2 separate regions of the Homo sapiens genome follow, and region 1 is linked to region 2. A link is a contact called in ENCODE Hi-C or POLR2A ChIA-PET data. All regions are on one chromosome and are shown on one strand. The core of a region is the stretch at or near the end of the contact, and the rest is flanking DNA. Distances in the headings are between cores, read along the strand shown.

The links. A loop is a pair of places that touch in the nucleus more often than their neighbours do. ChIA-PET counts read pairs that join two places held with the same protein, here RNA polymerase II (POLR2A). Pooled maps may share reads with other maps.
Region 1: a map of astrocyte of the cerebellum shows a loop between it and region 2 (9-fold over the local background). The contact joins two enhancer-like sites. A Hi-C loop is called at or near these places in 6 of 168 maps with a recorded cell type or tissue (Caco-2, HepG2, MCF 10A and 3 more), 1 of 37 single-sample maps with no recorded cell type and 1 of 50 pooled maps. POLR2A ChIA-PET finds 5 or more read pairs at or near these places in 7 of 52 experiments (A549, H1, HepG2 and 4 more).

What each region holds. Positions count from the first base shown.
Region 1 is chr2:74,815,798-74,821,170 of GRCh38, reverse strand. No RefSeq gene overlaps it. Among named protein-coding and RNA genes, the nearest start is that of HK2-DT, 16 kb to the left of the region's middle. Within about 2 kb of position 3,935, at least 2 of the 41 ENCODE cell types and tissues checked have a DNase peak (open chromatin) inside an H3K27ac peak, as active enhancers do.
Region 2 is chr2:74,766,673-74,772,683 of GRCh38, reverse strand. All of the region lies in intron 1 of LOC102724482 (a long non-coding RNA gene), which reads left to right. Among named protein-coding and RNA genes, the nearest start is that of HK2-DT, 64 kb to the left of the region's middle. Within about 2 kb of position 4,061, at least 3 of the 41 ENCODE cell types and tissues checked have a DNase peak (open chromatin) inside an H3K27ac peak, as active enhancers do.

The sequences.
Region 1 (5,373 bases), core at 2,686-5,185, 49 kb before region 2:
ACCCTTTTAATTTTAAGCCACTGAGATTTGAGGTCATTTGTTAACTCAGTATAACCTATTTTATCCTGACTGATACAATACCTGAAATGCTGGTTCTCCTTCAGTCATCTGCCTCCTCCTACATCTCCTCCTTGTATTGCCCCATTTTTGCTCTCCTCTATCTAATTTCCTACTACTCTTTTCATATCCCAACATTTGGAGTTTTACATTTTGACTTTTAATTTTTTAAAAGACCTCAGATGTAAGTGGTTCACTATTCTTTAATGCATAGCACACTGTCATCTGCCCAGGGAGGGCCCCTCTATTTGTAGTTTATTTCTTTTCATTTTTTTTCTTTTTACCCTTCAACCCTGATACCTGTACCCTTTTTTCTCCCTAGCCCTTGTCATAGGCTAGAATTCTAATATGTTTCAAGTAGGTCTTTAAATAGACATTTATTCAGGCTGGGTGCAGTGGCTCACACCTGCAATCCCAGCACTTTGGGAGGATGAGGTAGGTGGATTGCTTGAGCCCAGGCTAGTTTGAGACATAGGGAGACCCTATTTCTACAAAAAATACAAAAATTGGCAGGACATGGTGGTGCATGCCTGTAATCCCAGCTACTCAGGAGGCTGAGGTGGGAGGACCACTTGAGCCAGGGAGGTTGAGGCTGCAGAGAGAAGTGATCACACCACTGCACTCCAGCCTGGGTGAGAGCCAGACTCTGTCTCAAAACTGTATTCAAGGCTGGGGCGGTGGCTTATGCCTGTAATCCCAGCACTTTGGGAGGCCAAGGCGAGCAGATCACTTGAGGCCAAAAGTTCGAGACCAGGCTGGCCAACATGGTGAAACTCCGTCTCTGCTAAAAATACAAAAATTAACTGGGTGTGGTGGTGCGTGCCTGTAATCCCAACTACTCGGAAGGCTGAGGCAGGAGAATCGCTTGAACCTAGGAGGCGGAAGTTGCAGTGAGCCAAGATCAGGCCACTGCACTCCAGCCTGGGAGACAAAGGAAGACTCCATCTCAAAAAACAAACAAACAAAAAAACTATATTCAAGTATTCAAGCTCATAAAATAAAAATAAATAAATAAATAAAAGAGAGATCTTCCTATGAGGTCTTGTGACATGGCTTCTGATGAAATGGCTGAGATTCTTGTCTCCCATATACACATATCAGTATAATATCTCTTAGTATTTGAACCAGCCTCAGTGAGTCTGTTTCTTGAAACTAAAAGAATCCAAAGAACACATTACCTCACAGGATGGTTGTGGGGCTTAACTGAGAGCAGGATGTGGTGTCTAGACATCTCAGACCAGTGTTCCTTAAAAGTATCAGGACCTGTTTTATAGTAGTTGGCACTGAGCTGAATGAAGAGTTATTTAGGCCAGAATTAATGATTCAGTCTCCATATAGCCCTCTGTTAGCTTTGCCAGATACCAACACCATCCCCAATGCTAGCCTAAAAACTGTTGTAACACCTTTGACATAACAGTAGAGGTTAAAGAGTTTAACACATGACACCAGACATGATTAGACAGACTAGTGGACAGAATAAAAAGCCCAGAGCCATGTAGTGGCTTAGTATACGATAAAGTTTTGGTTTTTCAAGTCATCAGGGAAAAGATGGATTAACCAGTAAATGGTGTTGGAACATCAGGAACATCAGGGTGACCATCTGGGAAGAAAAATTTATTTTGGATTCCTATCTTATTGGTTACAACAAGATAAATTACAGGTGGAGCAAAGATTTATGTGTAAAAAATCAAATTATTAGAAAAAATCATGGGAGAATGTACGTAATACCCTGTAATTAAAGCTTTCCTAAGTATCACACAAAAACCCAGATGCCTTAAAAGAAAGCTGAATTGAATTACATTAAAATTTTTTTAATTACTCAAGACAAGCCCACCATAAACAAACTTCCTGAAAATATAAATAACTTTTACAAATCAATAAGGAAAAAATTATTGTTCCATTTGAAAAAATAGGCAGATTATGAAGCGTTCATAGAAAAGGAAATATAAATGCTCAAAATCAAGCTTGTCCAACTCACGGCTCACAAGCCACATGTGGCCTAGGACAGCTTTGAATGTGGCCCAACACAAATCCATAAACTTTCTTAAAACATTATGAGATTTTTTTTTTTTTGAGATGGAGTTTCGCTCTTGTTGCCCAGGATGGAGTGCAATGGCGTGATCTCGGCTCACTGCAACCTCCACCTCCCAGGTTCAAGCAATTCTCCTGCCTCAGCCTCCCGAGTAGCTGGGATTACAGGCCTGCACCACCACGCCTGGCTAATTTTGTATTTTTAGTAGAGACGGGGTTCCTCCATGTTAAGGCTGGTCTTGAACTCCTGACTTCAGGTGTTCCGCCCGTCTCGGCCTCCCAAAGTGCTGGGATTACAGGCGTGAGCCACTGCGCCCGGCCAACATTATGAGATTTTTTTGTGATTTTTGTTTTGTTTTTCAGTTCATCAGCTATTGTTGGTGTTAGCGTATTTTCTGTGTGGCCCAAGACAATTCTTCTTCTTCCAATGTGGCCCAGGGAAGCCAAAAGATTGGACACCCCTGCTCTAAACATACAAATATATGCTTGTGGTCAAATAAAATGCGGCCGGGCGCAGTGGCTCATGCCTGTAATACCAGCACTTTGTGAGGCCGAGGTGGGCGGTCACAAGGTCAGGAGGTCAAGATCATCCTGGCTAACACGGTGAAACCCCATCTCTACTAAAAATACAGAAAAAAATAGCCTGGCGTGGTGGCGGTTGCCTGTAGTCCCAGCTACTCAGGAGGCTGAGACAGGAGAATGGCGTGAACCCGGGAGGCGGAGCCTGCAGTGAGCCGAGATCGTGCCACTGCACTCCAGCCTGGGAGACAGAGCCAGACTCCATCTCAAAAAAAAAAAAAAAAAAAAGCAAATTAAAATTATAATAACTGCATTTTTCAGTTCACAGATTAGCAAAATAGAAAAATTTTGTAAACTATACTGACAAAGATGTATAGAACAAGCATGGTCATAAATTACTCCAGATGGCAATTCAACAATCTCTATCAAATTAAAAATGAATGTATTTATACCCCTTGATTTTGAGGAATTTATTCATAAATATATTGTAATATATGTGTGAAATTTCATGCCATTTTCTTAATGTAAATTATGATTTGTCCAAAAAATGAAATACTATGTAGCTATAAAAACTTAGAACACTTTTTTGAGGCCAGGCACAGTGGCTCAAGCCTATAATCCCAGCACTTTGGGAGGCTGAGGCGGGCAGATCACTTGAGGCCAGGAGTTCGAGACCAGCCTGGCCAACATGGTGAAACTTCATCTCTACTAAAAATACAAAAATTAGCTGGGCATGGTGGCACGTGCCCTTAGTTCCAGCTACTCAGGAGGCTGAGGCAGGAGAATCACTTGGACCCGGGAGGCAGAGGTTGCAGTAAGCCGAGATTGAGCCATTGCACTCTAGCCTGGGTGACAGAGCAAGACTCCATCTTGAAAAGAAAAAAAAAAAAGTTAGAACACTTTTGGATTCCTGATGCAGAACATATTGTTCAGAGAACAGAGCAAGGTGCAGAACAATGGAAGAGTGGGAGGAGGGGAAGGAAAGTGCACTTATATGCATGTTTGTAAATGCACAGGATCTTCAGAATGTTATGCAAGAAACTTGCTAAGGGGAAGTGGGGCGGTGTGGACATAGAAGGGAAATTTAACATTTCATGTCTACCTTTCACACCCATTGAAGTTTATAGTATGTGCATCATGATAACATGTAATGACATTTTGAATAAAAGTATATACACATAATGCTACCAGTAGTTTTTCCAACAGTAACTTGATATCCACTGACTGATGGTTTTAATTTCTGTTGACTATATGTACAACCAAAAAAAGAGAAGTTTAAAAAGGAAGCAGAAAGAGACCACAGAGAAAGGGATCTGTTTTTATTCTGGGCTATGGTTTTTCTGGGCGCTTTGTGATAAAGTAATGCCTGCCTTTTTAAATCACAGGAGCATGAGAAATGGCTCTCCCTCCCTCTAGAGAGAGAGCTACGTGCAGCCTCAGAGAGTGAGGATCAGGGAGCAAAGATAACAGACTGATCGGTGGGAGCCTGTGCTGGTCAGCAGGGCCAGGCAGGTGGCTGGGGCTCTCTAGCCAAGACTGTCCGAAAGACCCGAAGGAAAGACATGAGAATGGGGCGGTTGATTCAGCAGTGGTGACCCAAGTCAAGGGCTAGAATGCCTGAGATCCCTCTGGAATACAGGGGCCAAAAAGAAAGGGCAGCCTCCTGGGCATGGAGAAAGGAGAAGCAAAAGAATAAATAAATAGTGAAGGCAGAGCACAGAAGCTTGAAAGGGCAAAGAATACCAGGATATGGAGTGGAAGTGTGGGAGGAGGGAGAGAAGCATAGAATACTGATCTCTCTTCATTTGTGTCTGGTGATTGTAGCAAGAGATAAGGCCTTTAACTCGGACCACATAGGTTGAGTTCACAGTTGGGGTAATCCTGGTGTGTTAATATTTACCCTCACTTAAAGAGCTATCAGCACACAGTTCTAAGAGCCTGGGCAGATGGGACTCTCAGAGAAGCACCAGCATGCCATGCCCTCAAGCCTGGAGTTTGCTCAGTATTGGTGTCATATTTTTGCTTAATTCACTCTCACCCAGCCCTGTTAGACCCTGTTCCCCTTGCCCTGTGGGTTTTCCTTACTTCATTCATTCCACAAGAATTTACAGAACACCGATTTACACCAAGCACTGTATCAAGCCCATAGATATACAGTGGTTAACATGTCAAGTGTGATCCTTACCTGAAGGAAGCTTACAGTCTAAGGAGGCATGAGAGATTTAAAAAGTAAATACCCAAATAAATATGTATTACAAGTTGTGTTACAGGCTATGAGGGAAAAAAAATGTGGTCTCTGAGAGTGAGAAGCTGGCAGCTGATTTTAGGTTGTGTGGTCAGGAAAGAGGGCTGCCTTGATGGACAGCTCTAAGGGACATTGTTCATGAAAATACAATGTGCATGACATGCCTCAGTGCCAGGCAGAGTGGGGGCCAGAAAGCCTTGCAGGAGAGGGAACCACATGCTCACAGGCACTGAAGCAGGAAATATCTTGGCAAGAACATGCCTCTGTGAGAAGTAGAGCAGGGCCAGCATAGATGAAGGGGGCGTGAGATGAACCTCAGCTCCAGGGAGAATCTGAAAGGCTATGAGAGGAAGGTGGGATTTTTATTCCAAGTTCAATGGGAAGCCTCTAAAGGGTACTAAGCAGGTCAGTGGCATGGTTCAGTGTGTGTGTGTGTGTGTGTGTGTGTGTGTGTGTGTGTGTATACATGTCATATGCCACATAATGATATTTCAGTCAACAATAGACCGCATATACAACAG
Region 2 (6,011 bases), core at 2,812-5,311:
CATTAGGACTCTGCCTCCCAGATGGTATTAATGATATTTTCTGGGAAATTCTAACCCAGCTTTTGCCCTTGCTTCCAGCCTGCATTATGCTGTGGCTTTATCAATCAGTTTATGAAAGATCTTATCAAAAGCCTCGCAAAATGCCCTATTCATTCAGTCAACAAATATTGATTGAGTCTCTATTATGCCCCAGGCCTTGTGCCTATCATATTTTCTTAATAAATGAGTCTAGAAACAATGTCAAAGAAAGAAAAAGGTCAAGCAGACATACTTTGTTTTTAAAATCTCAGGCTGAATGCCAGTAATTGCTGCTTTTCCAAAAGTCTCCCAAACTTTATTGTTATTATTTTAAATAATCTAGTCTAGAATCTTGTCTGGGACTGAAGCCAAACTCAGTAGTGGTATTTTGAGCAAGCCATCTTCTGTGGTCTTTGGGGATCCAGATGACTTTTATTTAGCTCTCTTCTTCCAAGACTTCTGGTATTGCCCTAAAATGTCTCAAAGACATTGGGCCATTCCTCTGTTCTGCAAACTTTCCAGTAACTGAGATGTAATTCCTTTGTACCTAGAGACTAGAACTCAAAGAGAGCAGAAAAATCCTGTTTTCTTGTCTTGGCACTAGTGTGGGAGAGGGTCAAGGGGTCTTCAGACACTTTTAATGTTCTAGAGAAAATATCTCCTACTTCACTCAAATCCCTTGCAAGTATAAACTTCCAAATACCATTGAAAATACATATTTTTAAAATAAAATCTGAAAATAAAACAGATCTGTTCTTTCCTAATGCAAAAAGGACTGCCAGAAACTGGTAGAGAATAAATACTTCAAAGAGCTGAATGGTGATTATTTGAATGAATGACAAACGAAGAAATGAGTGAGTACTCTATGGTGTCACAGAGTAGGTCTGTCTATAACTACATATGATAGATGCCAACCATAGGAAACTACTTTCCATTTTAGAAGTTAGAAGGGAATTAGATGCATGACCCAAAGTTCTTTTTAAAAGCAGTCCAGAGACATTTAAAATAATGCTGTCTTTAATATGGTGTCTCAGTGTAGCAAGTAGAATGTTTTCCAGGGTTCATTCTTTTTCGGCAGCACCTATTTTAAATGCATAGCTTGAAATTTGTGAGACCTTAGAGAGCAAGAGTTTCTTAACTATTGTTTAACTTCTCAAAATAATTCCAGAACTTTGACTTTCTTTCCTTCTTTCTTTCTTTTTCTTTTTCTTTCTTTCTTCCTTCCTTCTTTTTCCTTCCTTCCTTCCTTTCTTCCTTTTATTCTTTTTTTTTTTGAGATGGAGTCTCACCCTGTCACCCAGGCTGGAGTGTGGTGGCGTGATCTCAGCTCACTGCAACCTCCGCCTCCCAGGTTCAAGCGATTCTCCTGCCCCAGCCTCCCGAGTAGCTGGGATTACAGGCGCGTGACTCCATGCCTGGCTAATGTTTGTATTTTTAGTAGAGATGGGGTTTCACCATGTAGGTCAGGCTGGTCTCAAACTCCTGACCTCGTGATCTGCCCCCCTCGGCCTCCCAAAGTCCTAGGATTACAGGCATGAGCCACAGTGCCTGGCCCGTTTTATTCTTTTTCTTTCTTTCGAGACAGGAACTTAATCTGTCATTCGTGCTGGAGTGCAGTGGTGTGATCACAGCTCACTACAGCCTTGACTTCCCAGGCTCAGGTGATTCTCCCACCTCAGCTTTCCAGGTAGCTAGGATTACAGGTATGTGCCACCATGTCCAGCTAATTTTTTTAATACATATTTTTTGTAGGGATGGAGTCTCACTATGTTGCCCAGGCTGGTCTCAAATTCCTGGGCTTAAGTGATCCACCTTCCTGGGCCTCCCAAAGTGCTGGGATTACAGGCATGAGCCACCGCACCTGGGCTAGAACTTTGATTTCTAAGAATGGTTCTCAAATTTGAACAGACTTCAAAATCCTCTGGAGGGCTTGTTAAAATATAGATTGCTGTGCCCACCCCAGGCTCTCTGATTCAGCAGGTGCAGCCAGGGAGTTTGAACTTCTCTCAAGCTCCCAAGTTAGGCTGTAGGCCTAGCACTAGTTTTAAGAACCTGTGCTCCATAACACACTGGGGAGCTGCAGTGAGCACTTGGACAGGCAACAAACAGATTTCAAACACAGATTTTTTTTTACCTTTGGTTTCTATAGGTCACTGCTGCACGTTTTAATAGGCTCTCATTTTTACATACTATACTAATGACTATAAATATCTATTTCCTAATACATAAAAATGTTCACAGCATCTCTGGAGCGGTAATATGATGTGTGTTTTCATTGTCTTCTTTTTGTCTTTCAACTTTTTTTTGAGACGGAGTCTCGCTCTGTCGCCCAGGCTGGAGTGCGGTGGCGTGACCTCGGCTCACTGCAAGCTCCGCCTCCCAGGTTCATGCCATTCTCCTGCCTCAGCCTCCCAAATAGCTGGGACTACAGGCGGCCGCCACCAGCCCAGCTAATTTTTTTTTGTATTTTTAGTAGAGACGGGGTTTCATCGTGTTAGCCAGGATGGTCTTGATCTCCTGACCTGGTGATCAGCCTGCCTCAGCCTCCCAAAGTGCTGGGATCACAGGTGTGAGCCACCGTGCCCAGCCTTGTCTTTCTACATTTTATAAGTGGTTTGTCTTGAGCATATATAACCTTTATAATCAGAAAAAAATCTAAAGGCTAACAAAAGAAAGAAAACGTGGTAAGGGACAGTCTTGTTGGAAAGCTTGATATTTCTATCACTAGCTACACAGAGAACCAAGGGGGAAAGCATGAACATAGCAGCTAACATACTTCATGAGTGAGTCCAGTGTACTCCATTCTCACTGCATCAATTCAATTCACCTTCTGTAACCCTGAGGAGATGGGTACCATCATCTTCATCTTCATCATCCTCTTCATCAGCATCATCATCCTCTGCTTTTAACAGATGAGTAAACTGATGCACCTGGCTGGTAACTAGAAAAGCCAGGATTTGGACCCAGGAGTTTCAACTTCCATGTTAGCGTGCTTAACCCCACGTTACAAACCTTCCTGAGCATGTGAGACCATTGTCCCATCCTCCAGCAGAGAAGATCTTGGACAGCAGCTTTCCCTCACATTCTCTCATCTAAATGCTTTATGGATAGTCATTCATGCAGAAGCCTGGGTCTCCAGCAAGGGCTGGCATCTGCCCATCCTAATTTTTGTTTTAACCTGGTGAAAATGGGAGGAGAGTTATATGCACTGATGTTTCATTTAGGTAAAGGGTGCAATGTTGCAATCCATGAAGATCCTAACGCAAGAAAGGAGAAGAAGACTCTAAATATGAAGGTGATGCTCTACCGGACATATGAGTACCACAGGATTGTGGAAATCTGTGCTCCTCCAGCCTAGAGTCCCGACCCCATGAGCACAAGGAGATCCAGAGGGAAACCCTCCCCAGCTTTCCTGGAAAGCTGAGGATAAGGCCTCAATAAACATTTATTAGGGGCAGTTGTAGGCCACATTGTACCAGACACTTTACATACATTTTCTCTAATTCCCAATGCCCTCCAAAGTAGATCATTATCCTCTTCTCCACTTCACAGATAAGAAACTGTAGCACAGATAGGGTAAGTCATTTGCCCGTGGTCAGACAGCAAACAGGTCCCAGAGCTGGGGTTTCAACTACAATTTGAACCATGGTCTGCTACTCCAAAGGCCAAGCTCATCCTATGGCCCTGCCTTCTAGGTATATTGAGTGGCTTTCAGTTATCTGCTTTCTGCAGCACAGTCAGAAGTTGGTAGGGAGGAAGGCAAAGAACCAGGACTGACTGCAGCCTAATGATCTGCCTGGGGCTGGGATCTGGGGTCGGGGTATGAGGGTGGCAGCCCCAGAGCAGCTTGGGGTGGGAAGAATAGGACCAAACTGTAAGTGTGTGGGAGACGGAAGCAGAGGAGATGGGGAACCACAGCGCCTGCACTATCTTAGCCTTCTCAGGCCAGGCCAGCTGACTGGGCAGCCTTTGGCCTCACCCAGAAAGAGGGAGGGGAGGGTTCCTTTAACAGAATATGGATTGGAATCCCCAACCCTCCCCCCCACCACCCCCGACACCTAAGGCCTGTTAAGGCCAGGGCTGAGGCCCCAGGGTACACCCACCCTCAGGGCTGCCAGCTACTAGGTCCTCACTAGACAATCTTTTTTTTTTTTTTAGCTTCTAGACCTAAAAATAGGTCAAAGGAGTGGAGAGGGGAGGAAATAGCTAGACTCAAAATAATGTGTGGAATGATAAGCAAAGCTTACTGTGCATGAAATCTGGGTAGAGAAAACTATGTGGCCTTTTCTTTTTCAACATTTCCCATAGACGGTAAATTTGAAGTAAAAACATTGTTACTAAAATATAAAAATATTATAAAAGCTGTACTATCATTGTGTATTACCCATTTAAACATAAAGTAGTGAAGTTTTTAAAAATTAAATATATTCCTGGATCCCCCATCCCCCATACTTATATATTTGGGACAACAGCATCTGAGTGCCCTTTAACTGACTGGCAGCTCTGGGGTCCCCAACACTTTCATCTTCCCCTATCCCTCCAAAGCTTAGAGACCAGTCCATTGTTAACTTCAAACCACCTCAAAGCTGACTTTCCAAGTTCAGTTTCTTGTAGAATTTTTTTTTCATGATTTTTTGGGTTTATTTTATTTTTAATTTGAAAACCACTAACCTGTTTCTATGAGGGAAAATGTGCTTCAAGTTCCAGACCACACACTTTTAGGACACGATCTGTTCCTACTGCAGGTAACAGAACGACATAATCAATGAACTGGTATCAACTACTGCAAGAGGCAGTGAAACAGAACCTAGCCTCCCAACTCAGACATCAAAAGCATTCCACACTCCAGAGTAGCTGATGTTATGATTCCCTTTATCCTCTTTCAACTAAACACATCTATTCATGTTTTATCAATGATTTATCCAGCCCCTGCTATGAGCCAGCCACAAAGCCTGGCATTAGGAAGACTGAGATGAATAAGCTGAGGATGGTCAGCTTTGTGGGAAAGATGGATGGGGAAGCCAGTGAGCTCTCTTTAGTAGGGAGGGTGTGCAAAGAGACAGGGGGTCTCCAAGGGGAATGGCCCAGCTTCATGAAGAAGGTAATGCATAATTGAGACTCAAAAGATGAGTAAGTATTGGGAGTAGGGATGATTCTAAAGCATAGAGCACAAGCCTGGAAAGACACGACAACAAACCACAGGTGCCAGGTGGATCCACTAGACACCTGCCACCCCAACTTCCCCTTCACATGGAAAGGGCCATGGCCACAGGCCCCTAACCAGGTGAACTGGGACAGGTTGGCCTTCTACAAGAGTGGCTACTGATTGGATGAGTGGGCACCTAACCCAAAGACTCAGGCTGGCTGAGGTACCCGATGAGGTTTTCAATACCAGTGACAGTAACTAAATCAGCCAACCAACCTGGCTCCCTCTGGCATTTATGCAGAAGAATATCAGGAATTTGGCTGGTACGTGAAGAGTCAAGTGCACAGAATTAAGGACAGCAGACTAGACTAGGCACTAGACACTACATCTGCCTCCGCCTCTGCCTAAACTTTGAGTTCTCCTTTGAAGCTGTTCTGCATAACAAATCACCACAAAACCTAGTGGCTTATTATAATAATAATAATTTTATCTCTCACAATTTTCACAAGTCAGGAATTTGGGAAGGGCTCAGCGGGGTGGTTCTGGCTCAGGGTTTCTCAGGCAGTTGCAGTCAGGTGGTGGCTGGAGCTAGAAGAGCAGGGAGCTGGAGCATCCGAGGACTGGTGGGGTGTCTCTGCCTCTCATTACATCCCCTCAGAACTTCTCCATGGTGTCTCTCCTGATGGGCTAGTTTGGGCTTCCTCACAGCATGGTGCCTTCAGGGTAGCCTGCTTGCATGGCAGCTGAGGGCTTCCAGCTGAGAGTTGCAGCAAGCAAGGTAGGAGTTGCATTGCCTTTTTTGACCTAGCCTCAAAAGTCATTTGGCATCATTTCCACCTACTGTCTT